Regions from separate parts of the Mus musculus genome. Here region 2 is linked to region 1. A link is a loop called in an ENCODE intact Hi-C map of the cell type or tissue named here. Cell type or tissue: heart. All regions are shown on one strand.

What was found. Peaks named below come from ENCODE experiments on the same cell type or tissue, not always from the same donor. Only the 100,000 strongest peaks of a DNase experiment are listed, where the experiment ranks them.
Region 2: a loop joins it to region 1, with 2.0 times the contacts of the local background. A loop is called at or near these places in 5 of 42 quality-filtered maps.

The regions. Positions count from the first base shown.
Region 1 is chr12:76,760,907-76,768,906 of GRCm38, forward strand. Churc1 (churchill domain containing 1) reads left to right here and starts at 4,632. Exons shown (of 4, transcript NM_206534.2): 1 at 4,632-4,732. The coding sequence starts at 4,694. In heart, a CTCF peak has its summit at 4,848 (motif pointing left); DNase peaks (open chromatin) are centred at 4,595 and 4,835; H3K4me3 peaks cover 1,818 bases; H3K27ac peaks cover 1,617 bases.
Region 2 is chr12:76,833,673-76,841,672 of GRCm38, forward strand. It overlaps Fntb (farnesyltransferase, CAAX box, beta), which reads left to right and starts at 3,795. Exons shown (of 12, transcript NM_145927.2): 1 at 3,795-3,979. The coding sequence starts at 3,836. In heart, a CTCF peak has its summit at 3,654; a DNase peak (open chromatin) is centred at 4,019; H3K4me3 peaks cover 1,820 bases; H3K27ac peaks cover 1,242 bases; H3K27me3 peaks cover 479 bases.

The DNA.
Region 1 (8,000 bases):
AACCCTTGAGAATCTGAAGATTCAAAATTCTCAGCTTCAACATGGTCTTCCCACACATCCCCGTCCCATGTTGTAGGATCCCATTCTTTGCCAATTAGAGCCCTTACTTTAACTGTCGACACACTCTGAGGCTGAGACTTGAATTTTCGCTGTAGTTCAGCCAACCTTACAATGAGAGTTTCTGTTTGATTTTCTGCAACTTGAGCTCTATTGCTACAAGAGAGAAGATTCTCCTCAAGGACACACTTAGCAACTTTTAGATCGTTTACTTGTGTCTGGAGCCTTTCGATTTTATCACACAACTCCTTCCTTTCATTCATCATTTTTTCCACAGATACTAAGAGCAGCCAGCCAGTAAAATCATTTTTCGATTTTTTCCCCATCTTGTAGAAAGCTTTGTGCACTGAATCACCTAATTCATTAAGAAAATCAAGGGCATTAGCTTCTTTAAGTTCGGAATATAGTTTCAACCATGGGTCTTCAAAATTCTCTGAGCTCTCAGGAGGGAGAGAATCTGGAGAGGTTTCAATAGTTGAAAGTGCTGGTGGATCAACAAGCCAATTCCAGAATTTTAAAAGATTCATCCTTGTACTTCTGTTACTCTAGAACCACTCCTGGTACCAACTTCTGTATTAGTCAGGGTTCTCTAGAGTCACAGAACTTATGGATAGTCTCTAAATAGTAAAGGAATTTATTGATGACTTACAGTCGGCAGCCCAATTCCCAACAATTGTTCAGTCGCAGCTGTGAATGGAAGTCCAAGGATCTAGCAGTTACTCAGTCTCACGCAGCAAGCAGGCGAAGGAGCAATAGCAAGAGCTAGACTCCCTTCTTCCAATGTCCTTATATTGTCTCCAGCAGAAGGTGGAGCCCAGATTAAAGGTGTGTTCCACCACACCTTTAATCCCAGATGAAAGGCGTAGCCCAGATTAAGGGTGTGTTCCTTAAACTCGGAGATTCAATCTTCTGGAATCCATAGCCACTATGGCTCAAGATCTTCAAACCAAGATCCAGATAAGGATCTCCAAGCCTCCAGATAAGGGTCACTGGTGAGCCTTCCAATTCCGGATTGTAGTTCATTCCAAATATTGTCAAGTTGACAACCAGGAATAGCCACTACAACTAGAGACATGTCTGCTCCCAACAGTATTCCCTTCTTGGTTCAAAGAAGAAATTGAGCATCAAAATCTCCATGTGGAGTTGCTCCAATTATGGTAAAATAGCCACTGGACAAAAATTACCCTATTCATCTATAGACAGAAAAAAAAAAAAAAAAGAAAAGAAAAGAAAGAAAAAAGAAAAAGAAAAAAAAAAGCCCAAGAAAGGACACACAGTGCAGCATAAGTGGCAGTTTAGCTCTGCCAAGTCAAAGTAAACAAGTCCTTCATAGGTCCTGCTTCTCTTAAGATCTGTCAGATGGTTCTGGGCCAGAAGGCTGAAGACAGATGCTCCAACATTTTGAGTAATGGGACTGTTCAAGTCGTCGGCTGTCTCTACAACTTGTTTTAAGTTTTGTAAGCTATGTTTTTGTGCTTCCTATATATTCAGGTAATATTTAATTTATTCTTGGATTTCTGATACAGTTGAAGACTAGTTATAATCATAATACTAATTAAGTTGTTATTATTATAACTTAATTATTAGAGGGATCATAATAATACTTAAGTTGTTGAGCCTTGAGGAAGATGACCTAGGAAGGATGATATTCAGATAATAATACAAGTTAAAGTCAGAACAAAACTCAGGTATAGAACTGTAAACTCTTTCGGTCAGGGTAAATAGTAGAGTACCTTATCTAATTGACAAATATGATGGACTTGATATTAATTGCATATCATACTTTGTAATTTTCATAATTTTTATGATTATGCTCAACTTATGTCTGAAAGAAGAACCCTTTTAAAATTTGGACGGAAAGAGTGAGATGTTGGGAATTGGTTCTAATGCTTTGTCTTATTTTGGCTCCCAAAAGCCATGCTTCCAGAGCTGAGGGTCCCTGCCCCTAGCTGACTTCGATTGGTAATAAAGATTTGCTGTACAGTCAATGTCTGGGCAGGGAGACAGGGCGGGACTTTTAGATTGCTTGGGCAAGGGACCAGGGGAGAGACTGAGGAGAGGGATCAGAGTTAAGAGCTGCAGGAGAAAAGTGATCCAGCTGTACAGGGGGAAAGGGAAAGCAGCCCTGTGGGGGTGGAGGAGGTGCCCAGAAGTTTGCATTTTACATTTGTGTGTTAAGCTAGGAATACTGGAGGGGAGTGTGTGCTAGCCACGGGGAGGTTTAGAAGTGCTCAGTCACTGAGCTAGTCAAAGCATATCAAAATTAGCTGACATGCGTGTGTGTGTGTGTGTGTGTGTGTGTGTGTGTGTGTGTGTCTTTCATTGGCTAATCCAGAGCTCTTGGGCAGGTGCAGTGAGAGACCTATCAGGAGGCAAAGTGGCTTAATTAACTGCTACACTTTCTTCTTCTCTTTTCTCTATATGATCCTATTCCCACATACACATTTATTTCCACACACACATACTAGTGACTACTGATGTGTTTATAAAATGATAAAGAGAGGTGGGGTATGTTCTATGGAGGCATAGAAAGGGGTGTCTCTGTGGGCCCAGGCTGAGGCATCCCTTCCCCCTGAGGGACCAGCCACAGGACCATATAGTATAGAATAGAGTTTATTCAGGGCATGGGGAGGGGAGTCAAGAGGGTAGTAGAGGCAGAGAAAGGCAGAGAAAGAAAGAGTAGAGAAGTAGAGGGGTAGAGACCAGCCATGAGCATGTGGAGAGAGAGGGGAAGAATGGTCGAGAAGACAGAGCAGGGGCAGGAAGACAGGAGCAAGAGAGTGAAGAGGTGGGCAAGCAGCCCCTTTTATAGTGAGTCAGGCACACCTGGCTGTTGCCAGGTAACTATGGGGTGGAGCTTAGAATGCTAACAACTACATTCTGGGTATCATGGAGAACAGCTTTTTTTTCCTTCCTGAGGGTGTATTACCTTACTTAATATTATAAGTCCACTCATTTTCCTACAAATTTTGTGATTTCATTTTTTTTCTTTAGAACTGAATAGTATTTTTTTTCCTGTGTAGCCCTGGTTGTCCTGGAACTCTATCTATAGACCAGGTTGGCCTAAACTGCACAGAGTTTGGCCAGCCTCTGCCTCCCGAGTGTTGGTACTAATGTCATGTGCACCACTGCCCAGCTCCATTTTTTATATAGAGAGATTTTTCATTTTACTTTTATCTGTTGACAGACAACTAGGTTGATCTTAATTCTTGGTAGAGTAAATAAATCAGGAATAAACACAGGGGTGTAAATATTCCTATGTGTTCTGGGTAAATGCCCAGGAATAGAATAACAGGTTCATATGGTGATTCTAGTTTTAACTTTTTGAGTAGTCACCAAACTGATTCTACAATGTCTGTATTTTAATTTGCACTCCCACCAACAGTGACTAACAGTTCCTTTCTCTCCACATCCTTCCCAGCATTTGTCATCAGATTTATTGATGAGAGCCATTCCGACAGGGGTGAGAGGGTATCTAAAAAATAATTTTAATTTGCACTTCCCTGATGTTTGAGGACAATGAACACTTATTGGCCATGTTTTGTTTTTTTTTTTAATTTTGAAAAGTGTCTATTCAATTCATTTGCCCATTTATTGACTGGCAGTTTTGTTTCCTTGGTATTTAGTTTCTGCAATTCTTATAAATTCTGGATATTTGCCTCTTGTTTGAAATATGGCTGGTAAAGATGTTTCCCATGCTGAGGACTGTTTTTTTCTGCTAATTGTGTCCTTTGCTGAATAGAAACTTTTCGTGTAGTCCGTTGATACTAAGGGTTAGTTTCTGTTAGTGTTAGTGTTCCTGTGCTAATTAAAAAGTTCTTGTCCAAAGCAGTGTCTTTTTTAAAAAATTTACTTTTATTTTATGCACATTGCCTGCATGTGTGTTTGTGTTAGGGTGTCAGATCTTGGAGTTACAGACAGTTGTGAGCTGCCATGTGAGTTCTGGGAAGTGAAATTGGGTCCTCTGGAAGAGCATTCAGTGTTCCTAATGGCTAAGCCATCTCTCCAGCCCCTCCAACCCAATATCTTGACAACTATCCCCTATGTTTTCTTCTGGAAGTTTCAGTGTTTCCTGTTTTAGATAATGGGTTTTGATCCATTTTTGAATTGATTTTTGTACAAGGCGTATGATAAGAATCTAATTTAAATAATTTAGTAGGTTCTCGACAGCGCTCTAAGCTTCTCTTCCCAAACACCAGCTTACTCCTTCTCTGAAGTCTGATCTCTTATCTGTTATTATAGCACAAAATGGTATTTAAACTGTCATTTCAGGTTTTTTGAGTCTGGTAAAAATGGAGGCAAGAAGAAACAATTCCCCTTTTTGCTGTACTTCTGTAATTCTTTTTTAATCAGAATTCAAGAAGGCGCCTATTAGAAGTTCTTTCAGGCTCAAAGCCTCTTCCTCTTTTCGACACTTCTTTGAGTCCTCAGATCTTTTCAATACCTGAAGATTTTTGAGTCCAGTCCTCGGTGCACCCTCCTTACCCGGAGACCGCCTAACAACCGTTGCTATGGGCGGAGACTTTTAGCCAGCTGTGGAGTCCTTAGATCGTGTGCGACAAAATCGATATCTCAACTCTCGCGAGGTTTCGCCTTCCGGGTGTCGCTGGGGTCGTTCTCCGAAAACTGCGTGACGATGTGTGGGGACTGTGTGGAGAAGGAGTACCCCAATCGGGTGAGCAAGTGGGCGCGAAGAGCCTCTCGCAGGCTCGGTGTTCGACCGATATTCCTAGACAGGCCAGGGGCCCACTCTGCAGTCCTGTCACCCCAGTGACCCTGAGTACCGGCCGCAGGTTCCCTCTGGTGGCTGACGTCAGCGGTCCTTCCGGTTCTGTTGCTGGGGACAACGGGGAACCCTCAAAATTACCTACCCACCCAAATTGACAGCAGCCTCTGAGGCCCTGACGCGATCCCGGCTTCATCCTCCAGCTCGACTTGATGGAATTCTTTTTACCTCATTCTGTCGCTGAATGAACGTATGAGGTCATTTTAAAATCCACCTTTTTTGAGACAGGTTTTGTGTAGCCCAGGCTGGTTTCGAACTCTCTATGTACCCGAGGAGGATTTTGTTTGACTTTGATCCTCCTTCCACATACCTCTTGAACGCTGGCATTACAAGCGCGCGCCACTGGGCTCAATTTAGAAAATGTTAGGGATGGAAGTGAGAGCTTGGTGCGGAGGCAAGCTTGCCACCGACTGAGCTACACTTCCAGCCTCTGGTTCTAACCCACGTTTGAAGATGGCAGAACTGGTCCCCAGAGAGGACCTATCACCTGCCCAAGTATGAGAGCCGAGACTAGATTGTGATCTCCCTCTCCGCCTCGTCCCGTTCTCTTTTCCTTGCGCCTTCCCTTTCCCCTTCCCTTCTTAGCACTGAGGCCTGACCCCAGCATGTGTCCCTACCAGGCAAGCACTCTGCCAACAGAACTATACCCCCTGCTCTTATTTTAAGCCTTTGCGCCTCTCGGGCTTAGGAGGTTTTGAGGCTTGGCTCTTACTGTTCTTTCAGGGAATCACTACTGCACGTTGATGTGTGTAGAGAGTGCTTGGCTGCTCTGTGAAGGAGTGACTGCCAAGGCTCTGGGGCTGCTTCTGGGCTTGCAATTTGGGGGCATAGGATTGACAGGCTGCTGTTTAAACGTAGTGAAAAGGAAGATTGAGCAGGAATGGGGCTGCGGTGTTCTCCTTCCACATAAGGTGGGTTTGGACGATGATTTAGAGGAGGAAGGATCTGCAGGACAATAGCAAGATGAAGGACCCTTGAGTTGGCTGGGAGGGAAAACATCCTCATAGTTCTTTCTCTTAATAGTTTGTGAGTGATGGGCACACACCTCTAATCCCAGCACTGGGGAGACAGAGGCAAGCAGATCTCCAAGTTCAAGGCCAGCCTGGTCTATAGAGCTAGTTTGAGGACAGCTAGAGCTACACTGAGAAACCCTGTCTTGAAAAAACAACAAAAACCCCACAAAAAGAAAACTTCTTTTTTGAGTTATATGTAAGTCTTTTGAGATTGTTATGTTAGAGGAATTTTCATTATGGTACAACCACTTTGGTTTATAAAGTCATTACCATTCATTATCAAATTTAAATGTCCCCTGGAATGACACAGAAGTGCTTATCCCGGAAAAATGCACGTGCTCTCATCTCCTGGCAACGTGTATAAGAATGCTTGTAAGATCATTATTTGTCGTAGGCCAGAGCAAAACTCGTGTTCGTAAAAGGAAATGTCTTAAGAGTAGGGTTGTGGGCTGGAGAGATGGTTCAGCGGTTAAGAGCACTGACTGCTCTTCTGAAAGTCCTGAGTTCAATTCCCAGCAACCACATGGTGGCTCACAACCATCTGTAATGGAATCTGATGCCCTCTTCTGGTGTGTCTGAAGACAGCTTCAGTGTACTCATATAAAGAGTAGGGTTGTGAGTGTGAATTAGATTTAGAGTATCAGCTCTCAAGTGGAAGCGGTTTGGCAATATCTAGAGACACTTGATTGTCACAGTGAAGGCGCTCCTTGGCATCTAGTGGGTAGAGACCGAGTATTATACTGCAGTGCACAGGACAGCCATCTAACCGAAGGTCTGTATGCCCCAGTGTCAGTAGTGCAGACGTTAAAGAACCCAGAATTACAGCAATGGGAGCACTAGAATCAGATACAGCAGCCTGACTTTAGTCTGACAGTATTGGCGAAAGAACACATGAAGTGCAGCTTTAAATGAAGCAGACTAAATTACAGTAAGACTTTCCTGGTTGGTAAAACAAGAAGTTACTCTAAAGACATTGTGTTGATGGCTGCTAGACAGAGTATGATCGAGAGTGGTTATATAAGGGGCCAGAGAGATTGCTCGGTGATTGGTGCTTTTGCAAAGGACCTGGATTCAGTTCCTGGCATGGCAGCTAGCAACTGTCTATAACTCCAGTTCTGGGGATCCAACTGTCTGGTCTCCATGAGTACTAGGCAGGCATTGATATACATGAAATAACTGTAAATCTCTCAACAACAAAAAGTCGGAGAGAGGCTTCTGGAATATAAGAAGTGGGGGTTTTTTGTTTGTTTTTTTTTTGTTTTTTGTTTTTTTACATAACTGGTGGTTCTGCTGTTTGCTTATAATTATTGTTATGTTTCTGCTTTTATTATTTTTCTATATTGTTTTAGTTCATACTCTTTTTTAAAATTTATTTATTTATTATATGTAAGTACACTGTAGCTATCTTCAGACACTCCAGAAGAGGGAGTCAGATCTCGTTAACGGATGGTTGTGAGCCACCATGTGGTTGCTGGGATGTGAACTCCAGACCTTTAGAAGAGCAGTCGGGTGCTCTTACCCACTGAGCCATCTCACCAACCCTCATACTCTTTTTTTTAATTAGGTATTTTCTTCATTTACATTTCAAATGCTATCCCGAATCCCAAAAGCCCCCCCCATACCCCCCCTTTTTTTTTAATCTAGAAAGGGGTTTTTAATGAGTCTTAATGATGGCCATTGCACACTGGGCACCATGAGGGAAAGTTTCCTGTGGAGGTTATTAACAGAGTTGTTAGGGGCTAGAGAGATAGCTTAGAAGTCAAGAGCATTTAATACTGCAGCAGAGACTCCAAGTTCGTTCCCACCACTCCGGCGGCTCACAGCAGCCTTTAGCTCTGGCTCAGGAGATCCAGTGCTCTCCTCTGGCCTCCACAGGCACTGCACTCATTACTTAGACACAGACAAAGACATCTACACGGTTTTTTATCTTTAAAAAAGACAGTCGGTTCATTCTTTTCTTCCCCTGCCCCCAGAAGTAGCAAGATAACTTTATTCCGGGGAAAATGCTAGTACAGATTAAAGGGAGATGCACTGGGCTGGCACTTGCCCGCCAAGCCCACCAATCTGAGTTCCATCTCTAGGACTCACACAGGGAAAGACCAAGTACTGCAAAGTGTCCTCTGACCTCCACATGTAGAGTAAGT
Region 2 (8,000 bases), 73 kb after region 1:
AGTTGCTCTATGTGTCTCATGACAGATTCAACACTCGGTTACAAATCCCTTTCACCTATTTCTTCAATGACCCTACTTTTAAAATTGAAATGTTATGTTTCTATCTCTTACGCAAAGACGCTTTTTACATTAAAAGCTGAATCCTTCATCTGACCCAGACCTTATCAGACACCCGGCAGAACTAAGGGAAAGAGAAAACGTGAATATAGCAGGAAGTTCCTTAAGACCTTTTTAATACTTCATATCCATGGTCCTAACCACAGTCCCACATGTTTCCAGCTTTGGCAATCTTCTGGGCCTCTGGTACTACAGGTTTTCCCCTCATACCAAGATGGGCATGTGAAAGCCAGGTGGTGATAGCACACCTCTTTCATGCCAGCACTCTGGAGGAAGAGAAGATTTCTCAAGTTCGAAGGCAGCCTGGTCTACAGAGTGACTTTCAGGACAACCAGGGCTACACAGAGAAATCCTGTTTCAAAGAAACAAACAGGGAGCCGGGCATGGTGGCACACACCTTTAATCCCAGCACTTGAGAGGCAGAGGCAGGCAGAGTTCGAGGCCAGCCTGGTCTACAGAGTGAGTTCCAGGACAGCCAGGGCTACACAGAGAAAACAAAACAAAACCCCAAACATACAAACAAACAAACAGGGAGCTGGAGAGATGGCTCAGTGGTTAAGAGCACTGACTACTCTTTCAGAGATCCTGAGTTCACTTCCCAGCAACCACATTGTGGCTCACAAACATCAGTAATGGGATCTGATGCCTTCTTCTGGTGTGTCTGAAGACAGTGACAGTGTACTCACATACATGAAATAAATAAATAAATCTTTTAAAAAAGTAAGAAAATAGCCGGGCGTGGTGGCGCACACCTTTAATCCCAGCACTTGGGAGGCAGAGGCAGGTGAATCTCTGAGTTCGAGGCCAGCCTGGTCTACAAAGTGAGTTCCAGGATAGCCAGGGCTATACAGAGAAACCCTGTCTCGAAAAACCAAAAAAAAAAAAAAAAAAAAAAGTAAGAAAATTAAAAAGATGGACATATGATAGTGTATACCCATATGAAGCCTCCAGCACTGAGTCTCCATCTCACACTTGGAATCTGAGTACTGTTTGCCTCAGAAGGGAGAGATGACCAATTGTGTAATTCTATATAGGTATGATCTTAGACATGTGACTTGGGGTTGAATAGGAGAGTATTAAAATGTTCTGAGCAGGGAGTAGAGTACATGTGCCTTGTATGTGTTGTAGAGATCAAACTCAACCTTGCACACACTAGGTACTTCCACTGAGCTATACTACCAGCCCCGGGACATTTATTGTCTTTCCCCACAACCCCTCATCTTAAATAATTGAACCTTTTATCCTGATGGGGTTGTTTTTTTCCTTTCTCATGTGCACGTGGTGTGCATAGGTATGCATGGCTTTGTATGTTTGTGGGCACATGTTTGTATGTGCACGTGAAGGTCTGGGGTTGATGCTAGGAATCAGCCTTACCTGCTCTTCAACCTTAATCATTCCGGCAGGGTCTCTTAGGTAAACCCAGAACTCACTCACCCAGCTGTTCAGCTTGTTCTGGGTGCTCTCTGCCTTGGCCTTCTGAGGCTGGAGTTACAGACAGATAACACACCCACCCACCACTTATGTGGCTTCTTGGATCTGAACCCTGGTCCTCAAGCTTGTCCAACAAGTTGTATTGAACCACCCTCCTGCTCCTGGTTTAGTTCTGTTGATGTAAATCCTGGAAAAAATCCTTGTTTATTGCTGTCCAAATGTGGTAGGTTTTTCCTAAAGATTGAAGTGTGTGTGTGTGTATGTGTGTGTGTGTGTGTGTGTGTGTGTGTGTGTGCGTGCGCGCGCGCCTGAGTGTGTATATGTACCATGTGTGTGTGAAAGTCTGCAGAGACTAGGAGAGGGTGTTTAAAAGCCTAGAACTGGAGTTAAAAGAGTTACAGGTAGTTGTGAAATGTCACATGGGTTCTGGGAACCCAACCCAGGTCCTCTGCAAGAGCATCAAATATTCTTTACCAATGAGCCGTCTCTCCAGCCCCATAAAGATTTCAATTACACCTGTGTGTCTGTGTGTGGTTAGATGCACATGAGTACAGATGTACTTTAGAGGTCAAAAGAGGGCATTGGATCCCTGGAGCTGGAGATGAAGGCAGATGTGAGTGGCCAGTTAGGGTGATGGGAAATAAAAAGGTCCTCTGTAAGAGCAACAAGTGTTCTTCACCACTAAGCTGTCTCTCCAGCCTCACAGGGCTTTCCTAAAATCACCACTCTAACATTGTATTTGTGAGGTATATAAGGATATACTCATTCAAGGGTTATCAGAATTAACCGAAGCATGCACAAGTATATTTATGGCATGTTCCTTCAAATGCCGTTCTGTCTTCTTGCTGTCCTTCATTGTTTTGTTATAGATGGCTACTACTTTGGTTTTCAGCTTAAGAGACCTAAAGAAAGAAGGGTCTGGCTCAGCCACCAAATTTAATTAGAACTCAGTTTCTTCTGTCAGTTTCAAAGACATTTTTATTTTCTTTCCTTTCTAATTTCGAAAAATTTCATTCTGTGTGTGAGCCTGTATTTACTGTGCCTTCTCTTTTCTTTAAAGTTCTAGTTTGTTTCCTTTTTTTGTTTAATTGTTTCTGAAGAGAGAGAGAGAGAGAGAGAGAGAGAGAGAGAGAGAGAGAGAGAGAAGATGTGGAGTTGGGTGGATGGGGAAATTGGGAGGATTTGGGTGAGGGAAACTGTGATTTGAATATATTGCATGAAAAAATCATTTTCAAATATATACGTATGTATATATATATGAAACAGTAACATTAAAAACGTGTATGGGTATTTTGCCTGCATGTGCACATGTGCATTACTTGTGTGTATGTTGTCTGTGGAGGCCAGAAAAGGGCGTCAGATCCTCTGGACCTGGAGTTATGGGTGGCTGTAAGTCTCCAGGTGGCTGCTTGGAATCCTGTGGCGCTGCAGCCCCTGCTGAGCCACCCGTCCAGGCCTGACTCTATTATTATTTTCTGTCATACCATAATTGGAAGCTGTCAAATATTTATGTTCACTTATTTAATTCTGCCTATTCCTCAAAAATGAAATTCAGATGTAATCTAAGGAAAAGGGCATTGTAATTTTGTTCACTTCTGCATTCCTGGGCTCTGGCACGGAACAAGTAGCAGGAGCTCCATGAATATTTGTTGATATTTCTTTGGATGATGCATTTACACTCATTTCTTCTATGGTATTTTAGTTTCTTTTAGTTTCTGCCATTGCACTGTAACCTCCAAAGGAGAAAATTACAGTACTACATTTCTCTATCTCTGAGTATTGAGACCTGCAATTCTGCTAATGCACAGAAAAGCTGAGGCTTCTCCTAAGAGGCTGTCAAGGACCCAAAGGTGCATGGTAATTCTATTAGTTAATAGCGTGACTGAGGTACTCAAGAGAGATGTCAGAAATGCTTTTTTTTTTTTTTTTTTTTTTTAGGTTACATTCTTAGGGTTCTTGAACAGCTGAAATCGCAAGCTACTGCATTACAATTAGGCGAGAGCGAAACGTTGACGTTTTCTTTTTTATTATTTGCATAACGAACCGAGGCATCCTAGATCTCCTTTCTCCAGAAAGCTGATCTCCTGCAGCAGCTCATCTGTCCGACGGGGGGCGGCAGTATCCCAGTAACTCACTTCTTGAAGATGTGTAGGTGGGAGGAGAGATTCGCGTTCAAAATCTTTTTGACTCTACGGACTTTCCGTAGCGCCTTAGCCCGCTCGAGTTTCAATGCGCGTTGTTGCTGGATGAAGCTGAGTCCTATACAGCGCTCGCAGCTCTCCCGATCATGGCTTCTTCGAGTTCCTTCACCTATTATTGTCCTCCATCTTCCTCCCCTGTTTGGTCAGAACCGCTGTATAGTCTGAGACCTGAGCACGTGCGGGAGCGGTTGCAAGACGACTCAGTGGAAACAGTCACATCCATAGAACAGGTGAGGTGGCAGGACTGGGCGAGGCGCCCGCGCGGGGCCTTCTGGGAGTAGGAGTCCCTTTTGTAAGCCCGTCTCGGGGCAAAACTCTCCATGGAACTACAACTCCCGTAGTGCACTGCGCCCCCGCCCCCGAGCTCTAGGCGCCCAGACTGGGGCTTCCGAGTGGAGCGTTTTCGGGGCTTACTTGGGTAGGAGAGGGTTGTTGTCAGGGCTGGGTTTGGAGAACAGGACAGTACCCCTGATCTCTCTGCTTCGGACGTTGTAAAGGATCTTGTTTCGTGTCTGGAGTCCACAGCAGCCTGGGCGGACCAGGTAGTCCGCTCCGTTCTGTTTAGATGTCTTGAGGTTCTAGGACCGACCGCTCACTTTTCTTCACATGTTCGCAGTTTCCGGACATCTAGGGGATCGAACGGCCGGACTGTGGTCATGTCATCCCTAAATCGATTTAATTTCTGACCTATTGGGTCAGGTTGAGGCCTACCTCGTGGTGGGTAACCATTTGAGCACTTGCTGTTGAACGCTGGAAATACAGAAAAAGATAACAGCCCCTAGGCAAGAGCCTGGTTGGGCAAGACAGACTGGAAAACTGTATAGTTCGGAAAGCACAAAAAAGTATGGAGTTTGAACTGCTTGTGATTCACTAAGGCCTAGAGTGTACCAGACATGCCATTTTGAAAAGTGTTTTAAGGTGTGAGTAGTGAGTTGATAGCTTACATTTTTCTCACTCTCCATTTGGAATTGTTCCCAAATCGGTTGTTGTAGAGCTGTTTACCCATCTGTTACTAGAAGTGGTCAGGATGAGTCCTGTCGCTAAGGAATAGGCATTCAGCCACTTACTAAAATAAGATCTTACTAAGATCACTACTCAGGCTTAACTGTGGAGGGACCGGCTTCATCTTATCTTAAAGCTGTGAGCCTCTATTTAGGCAAAACTAGCAGCAAATAATGACTGTATAAAAATTTCAGTTTTTATGTGTGCGAATGTGTGTATGGCATGTGTTTGTACGTGTTGATACCAGGACACACAATATGTGGGTTCGGAAGATCCAACTGAAGTTGGCAGGCTTGCATAGGAAGCACCTCTACCCACTGAGCCATCTCTCTTGCCCTAAAGATTCATAACAGAACAAGGGATTGGACACATGGTTATTCACCTAGTAGCAGAGGGACTGTTTTAATCTTTGAGTCAATGCCTTGTGGGCTTTAGGGTAATAAAGGGAACTTTTTGGCTTCAGCTCTCTAACCTAGTTAACTGTGTCCCACAGAAGACTTTTATAAAACATTGCAAAGAAATCTTTCATCAGTGACAAAATCTTCAGAATCTTTGCAGGGTTTGGAGCAATTTGGGGTTTTTTGGTCTGTTTGTTTTTTCGAGCTAGGGTTTCTCTGTGTAGCATTGGCTGCCTGGAACTACTCCGTAGACCAGGCTGGCCTCGAACTCATAGAGATCTGACTGCCTCTGCCTCTCAAGTTCTGGGCTAGAACATGTGCCTCTACTACTTGGGTAGAGCGGTGTTTCTGTAGTTGATAAGACAACTACAAGCCTTTTCTTTTGAAGTTACAGGGTTAAACAGGACACACACACGTACACCATTTATATCTTTAACTGATCTGACTTAGAATAGCGGTTCTCAACCTTCCTAAAGCTGTGACCCTTACTATAGTTCTATAGTTCCACATGTTGTGGCCACTCCAACCATAAAGCTGTTTTAAAAAGCTTCACAACTGTAATCTTGCTACTGTTATGAATCATAATGTAAATAGCTTGTGTTTTCCAATAGTCTTAAGGCGACCCCTGTGACAGGGTGGTCATGACCCACAGGTTGAGAAACGCTGACTTAGCAGATAAGGGTATACAGGATGCTAATGAAGAAAACAGAATCAGAGTTAAGTCTGTCACTTACAAAACCATCTGTGTTGAGAGTTAACATCTCATCGTGAGTTTTCTGATCTGTTGTCTATTATATATACTGTTTTTCAGTAGACCGCTGAAGTTCCTTCCTTGCTTGGTTCCTATAAGGATAAAACAACTTAACTTCTGAGTAGGCATTACGAGCAATAAAAAAATGGACACAGGATGCTCTGAAAAGAGCCAGGCCAAGGCCAGGGCTGGGGAGGATGCTAAGTCCTGATAGGTCAGTGTAGAGTGTCTGTCAGATACAAGCCCAATGGTATGATAGTCTTATGTTTTATGTCAGTATCACAGCTCACATTAAAAAAAAAAATTTAATGTATATGAGTACACTGTAGCTGTCTTCAGACATATCAGAAGATGACATCAGATCTCATTACAGATGGTTGTGAGCCACTATGTGGTTGCCGGGAATTGAACTCAGGATCTTTGGAAGAGCAGTCAGTTATCTTAACTGCTGAGCCATCTCTGCAGCTCTCCAGCTCACATTTTAAAAGTCTAGGATGAAGAGTTGCAGTTAGGAGGAAGATGTACCGGCTGGTTTGTGTGTCAACTTGACACAAGCCAGAGTCATCAGCGAGGAAGTAGCCTCAGTTGAGGAAAAGATTCGGTGAGATCCTGCTGTGAGGCATTTTCTCAATTGGTGATCTATGGGGGAGGGCCCAGCCCATTGTGGGTGGGGCTATCCCTGGGCTGGTGGGGCTATCCCTGGGCTGCTGGTTCTAGGATCTATGGGGAAGCAGACTGAGCAGGTCAGGGAAGCAAGCCAATAAGCAGCACCCAATGGCCTCTGCATCAGCTCATGACGCCAGGTTCCGGCCCCGACTTCCTCCAATGATGAACTAAGATCTGGAAGTGTAAGTCTCCAAGGAAACCTTTTCCTCCCCAACTTGCTTTTTGGTCATGGTGTTTCATTGCAGCAATAGAAACCCTGCCTAAGACAGAAGATAACGCGGTATTTCATTCTTATGGCTTCCTCTGCATCTTACTAATCACCACAGTGACCATTCATTTGGTTCCAGCTGAGTGCTAAATGCTCTCCGAATGTTCTCCTGACAGTGTGTCACTCAGTCCTTAACACATGCTGACAGAGAAGGCAGAGGCTCAGAGAATTGTCTGGTTGGTGGGTAACAGAGTACAGTGGTCAGAAACGACGTTGCCGGGAGGAGGGATTGTTTACCGAGCATACTGTTCGTTTGAATCTTTTGGTTTTGACCAAAGCTTCCTCGAGGATTTACTGACAGCTCAGTTTTGTGTCATGGCAATAAGGATCAATGCTTGGCGATCGCTGTCTATCTCATTATTTGGAAACCTTCATTTATGAAACAGTGATTAAGAATTTAATAACAGGAGTAAAACCTGTAAGGAGTGGAAAGAGCTCTTTCCACTATTCACTTTCTTCAGGAAATTCTTGAAGGCTAGAGTGATGGCTCTGTGGTTAAGAGCCCTAGGTACTTTTCCAGAGGACATGGGTTTAGTCCCCAGGACCCCACAAAGTGGCCTACAGCTGTCTGTACCGCCAGTCTCAGGGCGTCTGATGTTCTAGACCAGTTTCCAGGAACCCTTCACGGATGTGGTGCACAGACATAACATCCATACACACAAAGTAATAAAATGAAAATTAAAAAAAAAAACAACTCAGGTGCTAGATACTGCTCAGACACTTGGCATGAGTCAGTGAACAAAGGAAATGGGTTTTTAGGGAATCTTAAGGAAATTGCTCCAGGCCAGGCCAGGGAGTCAGCCAATTAAGAGAAGAAAAGCATGAGGAACGGGGGTGTCGCTCAGTGGTTGAGCGTGTGCTTAAACACGTGCAAGGGCCGATCTACCACCGGTACCAAGGAGAAGGGAGGATACAGAGGTGTTTTTTAGAAACTTAAACCACAGTAAGGCGAGGGTTGCCAATGATATCATGCTTGATCTGACTGTGTTTGAAGTGTGTTCGGGGACAGGTCACGATGGACCGAGTGGATGAGTGCTGTTCTGGGCTGGGAAAGCGGGTGCACAGCCTGAGGTGGGAGTCTGCCAGGCAAAGGCAGGCCAGGAGACACAAGATGAGATGGAATCGAGTGTGCCTAGTGGCTGCTGAGTTTGGAAGGGCCAATTGAG